Regions from separate parts of the Homo sapiens genome. Here region 2 is linked to region 1. Evidence: read pairs that join two places in POLR2A ChIA-PET (ENCODE). Cell type or tissue: GM12878. All regions are shown on one strand. Links, peaks and the distances in the headings refer to the core of each region. The heading gives the core; the rest is flanking DNA.

Region 1 (5,353 bases), core at 917-4,916:
GAAGGAAAGAAGGAAGCCAGCCTTTGAGGCACTAGCACAGCCTGTGCAAGGCCTTGGCATAAAATCACGATATGCTTGAGGAGTAGAGGGTAACTAGGGGTGACTAGTGAGAGATGAGGCCAGGGCCAGATCATGAAAGGAAATCTCTGACAAGCTAACAGATTGTACTTTTCTTCATAAAGCCACAAGAAGGGTGGGGTCAGCTCCGGGCTTAAAAAGATCCCTCTGGAACCATGTGAGGGACCTACTGGAGGCAGGGAGGAGGCTGGAGCAATGGTGATGAAGCCTGAGCCAGGCCAGGGCCCTAGGGATGGAGGAAAAGGGACAGACAGACATAATTGGGGTGGAGGGACAGAGCAGGGGTCAGACGGGATGTGGGTGATGGGGAGGGAGGAAAGGAGGCAAGACTTGGAACTTGTGACCTTGTGAGGTGAAATCTTGAGGGATGTCTGGGGGCTGCCTGGAAGAGTTGGGTGCACCATCCTGGAGCTCGAGGATTGCGTTTAGAAAACAATGGCAAGTTGGTTGCTGAGGTCAAGGGCAATGCCAATATGTCTCTGGAGAAACCGAGAGGTACTTGGGTCCTGAGGGAGAGCAGATAGATCCAGCCCAAGTCTGGGAACCTGGGATGAGAAGGCGGTTGGACAGGGAAATGCTGATCTCCTCTGGGACCCAGATAAGTGTACGAGATCTGTGGAACATCCAGGAAGTTTAGGCAACCGGGACTCCTGGGTCCTGTCAGGGAAGGGGGCTTGGTGGCATCGAGAACAACCCTTTGGTTTTTGGCTTCTGCCCTTAGGGGGCTAATAGGGCCATCCTCATGTAGGGCAGCACGAGAGGAGGGCAGGTTGTAGAAGGTGGTGAATTCATGTGTAGGTTGCAGCCTGGAAGACCTTTTGTATATGGGGTCTGGGACCGGCGGGGGAGACAGTGGGCACTGTTAGGGTTGGAGCTTTGAGTGAGAAGAATCAGAGAAGAACTAACCTTTTTGTTTCCACAGAGAAACTTCCAGGGAGAGCCAGCGCACCCTGAAGAAGGAAGGAAGGAGCCATCCATGTGGTAAGGAGCTGAGCCATCCGTCTGCCTCAGGGTGACACCTTATTCACAGCTGTTTACAGTAGGAGGACTGGATGTGCCCTGAGGGGATCGGCATTCATTCATTCACTCCTTCTTCATGTCTTCCGGGAGCAGAACCTGGGCCTGTAGGCCAGGAGATGAGGCCTGGCCCTGCCCTCAGGTCTAGGAGGAGATCTGGTTCCTGACCCTGCCTTGGGGGAGGGCTCCCAGCGAGGCTGCCATGCCTGAATGGGGTGAGGGGGGGCCTCTGGAATCAGCGTGGATTCAGATTCCAGCTCAGGTACTTTGCAGTCAGGCTGGTGTAAGCATTTGGTTGTATGCCGTGAAGTCCCAGCCCTGTGATTGGGATGTGATTGTTAGGAGGCTGTGTCCAGGCCTCTGAGGATGGAGAACGCACTAGATGACTGGGCCCACCCTCCTCCGGGGCCCTGGCCTTCGGGCCTCTGGTTTCCTGTGTTGCTTCCCTCTCCCCCTCCCCTCTTTCAGGCTCCCAGCTGCGGCTACTAATGAGGCTGCCTGCCAAGGCCTCTAATTGGACTTGTCTGGGAAGAGCTGAGATTGGGCGGGATGGGAGCTCTGGAGCTATGACCTCCCTCTGCGTCACCAGAGAAAGGAGGGGAGAAGGGGCTGAGCAGTAGTGGAAGTGGGGGAGGCAGGTGCCATGCGAGTTTCCAGAGGTCAGGGGCAGTTTGATCCGCAGGTTGGAAAGCTGGGAGTGAGGAAGGTGGTGAATACAACGGCTCCTAAATGTAGCCAGCTGTGAGGGCTTGGACCTTGAGAGGGGTTGGGTCCCAAGTAGAAGTTTCAGGGGATCAGATAGTGTATGTCTGACTGGGGCCTAAGAGCCTGGATCCTTTATCGCGTGGGAGCACAGCTGTATTCCTGAGGGTATCTCTGAGGGTTTTGGGTCTGAAGCTGGTGGTGGTGGCAACTGCAGGGCTGGATCTCTGGTCCCCAGTGAAGGCAGTGGCTGGTGGTATGGATGGCTGGGTCTCTAAGGGGCATTCAGGCTGGGCAGCTTGAGGCCTGAGTCCCCAAAGCAGCATTTCAGGGACTCAGATGGCTGTGACCCTAGGAGGGGCCTCCCTAGGAGCCTCCCGCCGAGGCAGGGTCAGGAGCCAGATCTCCTCCTAGACCGAGACTCGCTGAGGGAAGGGTCAGGTCTCATCTCCTGGCCTACAGGCCCAGGGTCTACTCCCGGAAGATGGGAATGAATGAGGGGCATGCTAACCCCTCAGGGCTCTTCCAGTCCTCCTGGAAGAGGGTCTTGCACCTAAGAGGATTCGGCATGGGGAAGAGCTCCAACAGTTGAGTTCTGTGGGCTGGGAGGTCTGAGTTGGAGTCCCAGTCCTCAGAGAGCACCCAGTGACAGTCATTGAAAAATGGCTCAACCCACTAGACAGGAAGGGGGTTTCGACACGTGCTCTGGGGTCTTACAGAGGCCTGAATCTCTGGTATTTTGGAGGGTGAGAGAGCCAGAAGCCTCAGTTCCCAGCTGGGGGATCTGCTGGGGAAGTAGTGGCTGAGAAAACCAATCTGAGATGAAGAGGCCCCCTTATTCTTTTAGTGGTTCACAGACCCTTTGGGTAATTTGGTGAAAATTCCTGTGAAAAATACATATGCAGGACACCCCCCAGGCCCGTCCGTGCTGCCTGGCCTCCCCCAGGCCCGTCCGTGCTGCCTGGCCTCCCCCAGGCCCGTCCGTGCTGCCTGGCCTCCCCCAGGCCCGTCCGTGCTGCCTGGCCTCCCCCAGGCCCGTCCGTGCTGCCTGGCCTCCCCCAGGCCCGTCCGTGCTGCCTGGCCTGTGCTAAGACCCCCTGCTCCAAGGCTTCTCTCCCAGCCCATAGTAGGCAAAGGGAACCAGGGAGAAGAGGACGAAGCCAGCAGTGACTTTGTTGGCCCTCAGGTTGACCAGAAGAGAGGAAGAGGAGGATGCAGAGAGCCAGGTCACGGTAGGCAGTCCCCAGCACCCCTCCCCAGTCCCCATCCACTCCACACCCACAGAGGCTGAGTCGTTTCAACTCTTCCCAAGCCCCAGCCTCACACTCCAACTCCTCAGGAGCAGAGAGAAAAATCATTTGGCCAAGAGATAACAAGGCCTTTGCTGTAGCTAATGAGAGCGATGGTGAGGTGGGGGGAGGCCTGGAGGCTAGTGGGCGGCCAGGCTGCTCCCAGGGGACCCTCCCAGCCACACACACAGGGCTGCAGCCACCACACCGCAGGCCTCATAGACGTGGCTACACCCCCGGATTGCATAAATGCACACGCACATGCGCCCACACTCGGGAGAGGTTGGGCCGGCCCTCCCCAGCCAGCCTCAGAACTCCCTGGGGGCGTAGTGCCCGCAGCCCCCCTGCCTGCAGCCACACAGGCCAGTTCCTCTGCTCCTCAGAGCCCAGTGCCCGGTGGGGGTTAAGATTTCCATTCTCAGGCAAGGACGGGGAAAGAAACTTGGTAAGGAGAGGTGAGGAGCCCTCAGTTGTGAGCTGAGGAATGCAGGAGCTGGGCTGGAGTCTGCCTGTTGTGGGTCAGGCACTGTCAGGGCCCCTGGGGCTCTTCAGGGTCCAAACCGGCCAAGATGGCTGCCTCCAGGACACTCAGCTCCCAGCACCCTGGCCCCGAAGCCCACCTCCTTCAACATACTACACTCCCTTGCAGAGACTGGGGCTCCACCTCAGCTTCCTCACAGCTCACATGGGCATAATCTCTTCCTTGCTCCCAGGGTGGGGAGGAGGGTTAAGGACTATGTCATAAAGGGCCTGGGTCCCTGCCTGGCACAGCAGGTGGTAGAGGTGAAGATATTGATTGTGATTGGTGTTCTGTTTTTATTTACTGCCATTATCATTGTCATTCATCATCCTCATCTGTGTTAAAAAGGTATGGGGGTAGGAAAGCCAAAGACCCATAGAGGGGAGGCCCTTCCGGGGAGACATGGGGGATGAGGCGGTGCAGTGGGTGGGGCCTGGCCCTGGAGGAACAGCTGGGGCTTTGATCTTTGAATCCTCAGATGAAGTGTTGGAATTAATCAGTGAATTTAGTGTGGTTGCTGGGTGAAAGATCAAAATAAAAAATCATATTTCAGTATAGCAACCATGAGCAATTAGAAAAATAAATTTGTAATTATACCATTTATAATGGCATGGTGTTTTGTTTTTGGTTTTTGTTTTGAGATGGAGTCTTGCTCTGTCGCCAGGCTGGAGTGCAGTGGTGCGATCTCGGCTCACTGCAAGCTCCACCTCCCAGGTTCACACCATTCTCCTGCCTCAGCCTCCCAAGTAGCTGGGATTACAGGCACGTGCTACCATGCCCGGCTAATTTTTGTATTTTTAGTAGAGACGGAGTTTCGCCATGTTGGCCAGGTTGGTCTCCATGTCCTGACCTTGTGATCCGCCCGCTTCAGCCTCCCAAAGTGCCGGGATTACAGGCATGAGCCACTGCACCTGGCCTGTAATGGCATGTTTTTAATTAGTAAAGCGCCTGCCGATTCTGGCATAGGCAGGAAGACAGGATTCTTCATGAGGCCCAGCACAGGGGTGGGCACCTGTAGAAGATGTGGTCTCTGCCCTCAGAGAGCTTAGATACTTCCAGAATCCAATGGAAAACGGAGGTGATGATATTGAATAGCTCACACAGACATTGAGCACTCACTATGTACCAGGCGCTGTCCAAGCTATTGCCCCCGCCTTTTTTTTCCTACATTCACTCATTTAGTCTCCATGTTAACCCTATGAGGTGGGGACATCCCTGGCCAGCAGATGGGGAAAGAGCGGCACGGAGAGGTGTGGTGACATGCCAAGGACCCTCAGCCAGAAGCTGGCAGAAATGGGAACCCGACCTGGCAGCAGAAGTGCACTCACTTATCTCCTGAGCTCCACCACTTTCTATGTGGCCACTTGTGTCCAGTGGGCTGACCTGAGCACCTCTCAGTCCAGAACCCGGTGCCTCCAACGCATCTCTTCTGTCCTTGCAGGCTGATCTCCCTGTCCCTCTAGGAGCCCCTCGCCCTGGAGACATCCCAGAAAACCCTCCAGAGAGGTAATAGGACCCACAGGGTCCAGGAGGGACACTGGGGCAAGGAAAAACCCAGTGGTGATTCCCTCCTTCACCCCAGCAGACCTGCGCGGCGGGAACTCCAGCAAGCCCTGGTGCCTGTGATGAAAAAGCTGGTCCCAGTCAGGAGGAGGGCCTGGGGCCAGCTCTGCCTGCCCCCACAGCGGCTCAGGTGTGCCCCCAGGCGTCTCCAGAAGGAAGGAGGTGGTCTGACATTGGGAAGAGC
Region 2 (5,353 bases), core at 466-4,465, 530 kb before region 1:
AGCATGCCAGGGCAAATATTTAGGGTAAATTGTGGGAGCTAAAAACGTAAAGTACACTGATTTCTTTATTATGGCTAACAGATATTTAAGAATGTTAGCACAGGTCTTTGAATAAATTTTGCTTGTAAGAGAGGTTACTGCCGGGCACGGTGGCTCACGCCTGTAATCCCAGCACTTTGGGAGGCCGAGGCGGGTGAATCACGAGGTCAGGAGATCGAGACCATCCTGACTAACACAGTGAAACCCCGGCTCTACTAAAAATATAAAAAATTAGACGGGCATGGTAGCGGGCGCCTGTAGTCCCAGCTACTCAGGAGGCTGAGGCAGGAGAATGGCGTGAGCCGGGGAGGTCGAGCTTGCAGTGAGCCGAGATCGCGCCACTGCACTCCAGCCTGGGCGACAGAGCAAGACTCTGTCTCAAAAAAAAAAAAAAAGAAAGAAAGAGAGAGTCTAAAAGAAGCAGGAACCCTCAGTTCTGGGAATTGCCCACCCCTTTCCCAGAAAATTAATGAATAATCCACCTCGTTTAGCATATAATCAAGAAATAACCATAAAAATAGCCAACCAGCTGGCCTCAAGGCTGCTTTGCCTATGGAGTAGCCATTCTTTTATTTCTTCTCTAATAAACTTGCTTTCACTTGACTCTACGGACTGGCCCCAAATTCTTTCTTGCCTGAGATCCAAGAACCCTCTCTTGGAGTCTGGATCAGACCCCTTTTTGGTAAGTTTGTTAACCTACCATCAAACCTTTTTTCTCCAGATGCAAATGTTTTGAGTCTCTAGTCTTTTACTCCCTGAGACATGGAAGGCTAACAAAGTCCTTCAGGCTTCATGTGACACCTGCAACCCACTGGCCTCCTCTTCCTCCTCTTCTTCTTCCTCCTCTGGGATCTAGGAGGACCGGCCCCAGCCCCTTCTCCATTGACCCAGAGATTCCTGATGTCAGGGACTCACATTTAGTGGCTGGACATTGATTCGCTGGTTCTGGCTGTTGGTTCCTGGGAGAATCACAGTCATTTTCCGAGGCCCCAGGTATCCTAAGACGTTGGGCTCCTGGGGGTATTACATTCCAGTTGGCCTGGTTCCTTCTTCTGACTATCCTACCCCATTCTCTCATCCCCAGGACACTCACATAACACACAGCCCCCAGCTCCTGTCTGATCCGGGCAGTATTCCTGGTTAAATGCTCCCGGTCAGGATTCACCCCATTGTCAAAGATGGTGAACTTGGTGCTGAAGACATTGGATCTGCTCCAGGAAGGGAATGGATAGAATAAAAATACTAAGTGTTACTCTTTGAGTAAGTGTCACTCATCGCATCGACTCTTCCCATCAATCCCCTATGTCTAAGACTATGTCCGAATGTCTAAGAATCATGTTCCTGGCTGGGCACAGGGGCTCACACCTGTAATCCCAGCACTTCAGGAGGCAGAGGCAGGAGGATAGCTTGAGCCTGGGCAAAATGGCAAAACTCCTTCTCTACAAAAAATAGAAAAATTAGTTGGGCGTGGCAGTTTGTGTCTATGGTCCCAGCTCTCAAGAGGCTGAGGTGGGAGGATCACCTGAGCCCCAGAGGTCAAGCCTCCAATGAGCCGTGATCTTGCCACTGCACTCCAGCCTGGGTGACAGAATGAAACCCTGTCTCTAAATAAATATATAAATAAATAAAAATAAATAATTAAATAAATGAGGCCGGGTACGGTGGCTCACACCTGTAATCCCAGCACTTTGGGAGGCCAAGGCGGGTGGATCATCTGTGGTTGGGAGTTCAAGACCAGCCTGACAGACATGGAGAAACCCCGTCTCTACTAAAAATACAAAATTAGCCAGGCGTGGTGGTGCATGCCTGTAATCCCAGCTACTCAGGAGGCTGAGGCAGGAGAATTGCTTGAACCTGGGAGGCGGAGGTTGTAGTGAGCCGAGATTACGCCATCGCACTCCAGCCTGGGCAACAAAAGTGAAACTCTGTCTCAATAATAATAATAATAATTAAATAAATGAAACAACCATGTTTCCAGCATCCATGGTCCCAGGCCCCCTCATTTCTTGGGTGAGCCATGTACTTTATGTAGCCTCCCTATTTTATTTAAAGGGCCCTTTAGGAACCCTCTTTTTTTTTTTTTTTTTTTTTTTTTTCTGTTGCCCAAGCTGGAGTGCAGTGGCTCAATCTTAGCTTACCAAGACCTCTGCCTCCTGGGATCAAGTGATTCTCCTGCATCAGCCTCCCAAGTAGCTGGGATTACAGGTTCACGCCACTATGCCTGGCTAATTTTTGTATTTTTGGTAGAGACGGGGTTTCACCATGTTGGCCAGGCTGGTCTCAAGCTCCTGACCTCAAGTGATCCTCCCGCCTCTGCCTCCCAAAGTGCTGAGATTATAGGCGTGAGCCACCTCGCCACTCCCTCTACCTTTTTGGATGCAATAATTCACACATTCCAGGCCTCTTTTCCCACAGAAAGTTAGGAATCCCAGTCCCTTGCCTGTCAAGGAGTCAAATGCCTTAAATGCCAGCCTACGTTCCAAACCCTTCAGTTCTTCTGGTCCCTGAGCAGGTGGAAGGTATGCTCTGTGGCCTGCTGGGAAATGGAGTCCCCCTGTCCCTAAGCTCCCTGCTACCTGCTCCTCACCACATGTCAGAGCTCTACCCACCTGACTTTGCCCACGAAATTGTCCCCGTCCCGAGATAGGTGTGTAGGATCCAGGGAGATGAGGTAATTAGAAGTTTTGCTCCTTCTTCTCTTTCGCCCAGCCAGGAGGAAGCGCTATGGATGAGAGGAACAGTCCATTAGAATGGACTTCTGGATGCTGGGTGTGGTGGCTCATGCCTGTAATCCCTGCACTTTGGGAGGCTGCGGCGGGCAGATCACTTGAGGACAGGAGTTCGAGACCAGCCTGGCCAACATGGTGAAACCCCGTCTCTACTAAAAATAAAAAAAATTAGCCAGGCGTGGTAGTGCGTGCCTATAGTCCCAGCTAGTAGGGAGGCTAAGGCAGGAGAATTGCTTGAACCCAGGGGGCAGAGGTTGCAGTGAGCTGAGATCGCACCACTGCACTCCAGCCTGGGCAATAGACTGAGACTCCATCTCAAAACAAAAATAAAAAATAATGAAAGAAAAATGGACTTCTGGAAGCTGGTTAGAGCCAGGGGTCCAAAGACAAGGAAACGTCATGTCCCATGATAGAGGAGCCAGTGATGGCACAACAAGCTTCTCAAGACTTACTGGGAGGCCGGGCACAGTGGCTCATGCCTGTAATCCCAGCACTTTGGGAGGCCCAGGCGGGCAGATCACGAGGTAAGGAGATTGAGACCATCCTGGCTAACACGGTGAAACCCCGTCTCTACTAAAAATACAAAAAATTAGCCAGGCGTGGTGGCGGGCGCCTGTAGTCCCAGCTACTCAGAAGGCTGAGACAGGAGAATAGCGTGAACCTGGGAGGCGGAGCTTGCAGTGAGCCGAGATCGCGCCACTGCACTGGGCGACAGAGCAAGACTACGTCTCAAAAAAAAAAAAAAAAGACTTACTGGGAAATGTGGTTCTCACTGAGGGAAGCCATCAGCTGGGTCCTGAATGGAAGCTTCCTATCTTAATATCTCCTCCTCATTCCTTCTGCCTATGGGTCCAGAGTTGAAGCTTAGCCCAGGAAGGGTCTGGCTTTGGAGAATGGGGAGCACCCTCACTTGCAATATTGCAGCAGGACTTTGGTAGGCGTTTCACCAAGAAAAATGGGTTTGGTTGGCTCTGAGTAGGGCAAAAAACCTCTTTCTAGGGGGAGAGAGGATACCCCGAGGAGAGGAGACCATACTTGCAGGGTAAAGGCCAGAAAGACTAGATTGAGAGAAGTGGGGCTTGGATCTGGAAAGACAAACCAGGGGAGGGACCTGGTTGCTGGGGGCAGGATTTATCTCAGGATTGAGTGAGGCCTGATAGCTTATAGCAAGAAAGGCTCAGTGAGGGAGGGTCCAGACTATTTTTTTTTTTTTGACACAAGATCTCCACCTCCTGGACTCAAGCCATTTTCCCTCAGCCTCAGCCTCCCAAGTAGCTGGGACTACAGGTGGGCACCACCAGGCCTGGCTAATTTTTTTTTTTTTTTTGTAGAGACAGGGTTCCACCTTGCTGCCCAAGCTGATCTGGAACTTGTCAGCTCAAATGATCCACCTGCCTTGGCCTCCAAAATGCTGAGATTACAAGCGTGAACCACCGTGCCCGGCCTTTTTTTTTTTTTTTTGAGATGGAGTTTCGCTCTTTCACCCAGGCTGGAGTGCAGTGGTGTGAGATCTCAGCTCATTGCAACCTCCGCCTTCGAGTTTCAAGCATTCTCCTGCCTCAGCCTCCTGAGTAGCTGGGATTACAGGCGCCCACAACCACGCCTGGCTAACTTTTGTATTTTTTAGTAGAGACGATGTTTCGCCTTGTTGGCCAGGCTGGTCTCGAACTCCTGACCTTGTGATCTGCACGCCTCGGCCTCCCAAAGTGCTAGGATTACAAGTGTGAGCCACCGCGCCCAGCCCTTTTTTTTTTTTTTTTTTTTTTTTTTTTTTTTATGCAGAGTCTAACTCTGTCGCCCAGGCTGGAGTGCAGTAGCGTGATCACATCTCACTGCAGCCTTGAACTCCCAGGCTCAAGCAATCCTCTCACCTCAGCCTCCCGAGTAGCTTGGACTACAGGCACATACCACCATGCCCAACCAATTTTGTATTTTTTGTAAAGACGGGGTTTTGCCATGTTGTTCAGGCTGGTCTTTTTTGTGTTTGTTGGTTGGTTTTTTGTTTTTTGAGATGGAGTCTTCCTCTGTCGCCTAGGCTGGAGTGCAGTGATGCAATCTCGGCTCACTGCAACCTCCGCTTCCCAGGTTCAAGCGATTCTCCTGTCTCAGCCTCCTGAGTAGCTGGGACTACAGGCGCCTGCCACCACTCCCGGCTAATTTTTGTATTTTTAGTGGAGACGGGGTTTCACCATATTGGTCAGGCTGGTCTTGAACTCCGGACCTCAGGTGATCCACCCGCTTCAGCCTCCCAAAGTGCTGGGATTATAGGCGTGAGCCACTGTGCCCAGCCCCAGGCTGGTCTTGACCTAGCTCAGAAAGGAGTGGGATTTTGCCTGGGAGGTGGGGGCTTACTCCCAAAGCTGTTGGGCTGGCTTACTGCACCTGCAGGCTGTCAGAGGTCTCCAGGTAGAGGTAGTAGAGGGGGAACAAGCCCTTGTCCACGCCGTGCTTGTCACGGGTGAGGTAGCACTGCATCATGGTGCCCGGGAGCGCTGGCCGCAGCACGTAGGCTTCCATGTCCTCCTCCAGCCCAGGGCAGGGGGAGCGGATTGCCAAGGAGGCTTCGTGCCTCATATGGTCGCTGT

What was found. ChIA-PET counts read pairs that join two places held together with the same protein. Peaks named below come from ENCODE experiments on the same cell type or tissue, not always from the same donor. Only the 100,000 strongest peaks of a DNase experiment are listed, where the experiment ranks them.
Region 2: POLR2A ChIA-PET joins it to region 1 with 6 read pairs; 1 of 35 experiments calls an interaction of 5 or more read pairs at or near these places.

The regions. Positions count from the first base shown.
Region 1 is chr19:49,411,968-49,417,320 of GRCh38, forward strand. It overlaps KASH5 (KASH domain containing 5), which reads left to right. Exons shown (of 20, transcript NM_144688.5): 16 at 1,001-1,059; 17 at 2,984-3,029; 18 at 5,048-5,112; 19 at 5,192-5,299. It overlaps LOC124904740 (a long non-coding RNA gene), which reads right to left and starts at 4,191. Exons shown (of 2, transcript XR_007067289.1): 1 at 3,707-4,191; 2 at 985-1,137. RefSeq lists enhancers at 2,859-3,413, 3,414-3,967. In GM12878, for the core only: no CTCF peak of the experiment used is centred there; a DNase peak (open chromatin) is centred at 3,224.
Region 2 is chr19:48,882,800-48,888,152 of GRCh38, forward strand. It overlaps TULP2 (TUB like protein 2), which reads right to left. Exons shown (of 13, transcript NM_003323.3): 8 at 5,151-5,353; 9 at 2,649-2,761; 10 at 1,133-1,247; 11 at 955-1,053. Among named protein-coding and RNA genes, the nearest start is that of PPP1R15A, 13 kb to the left of the region's middle. RefSeq lists an enhancer at 4,759-5,353. In GM12878, for the core only: no CTCF peak of the experiment used is centred there; no DNase peak of the experiment used is centred there; H3K4me3 peaks cover 812 bases; H3K27ac peaks cover 1,642 bases.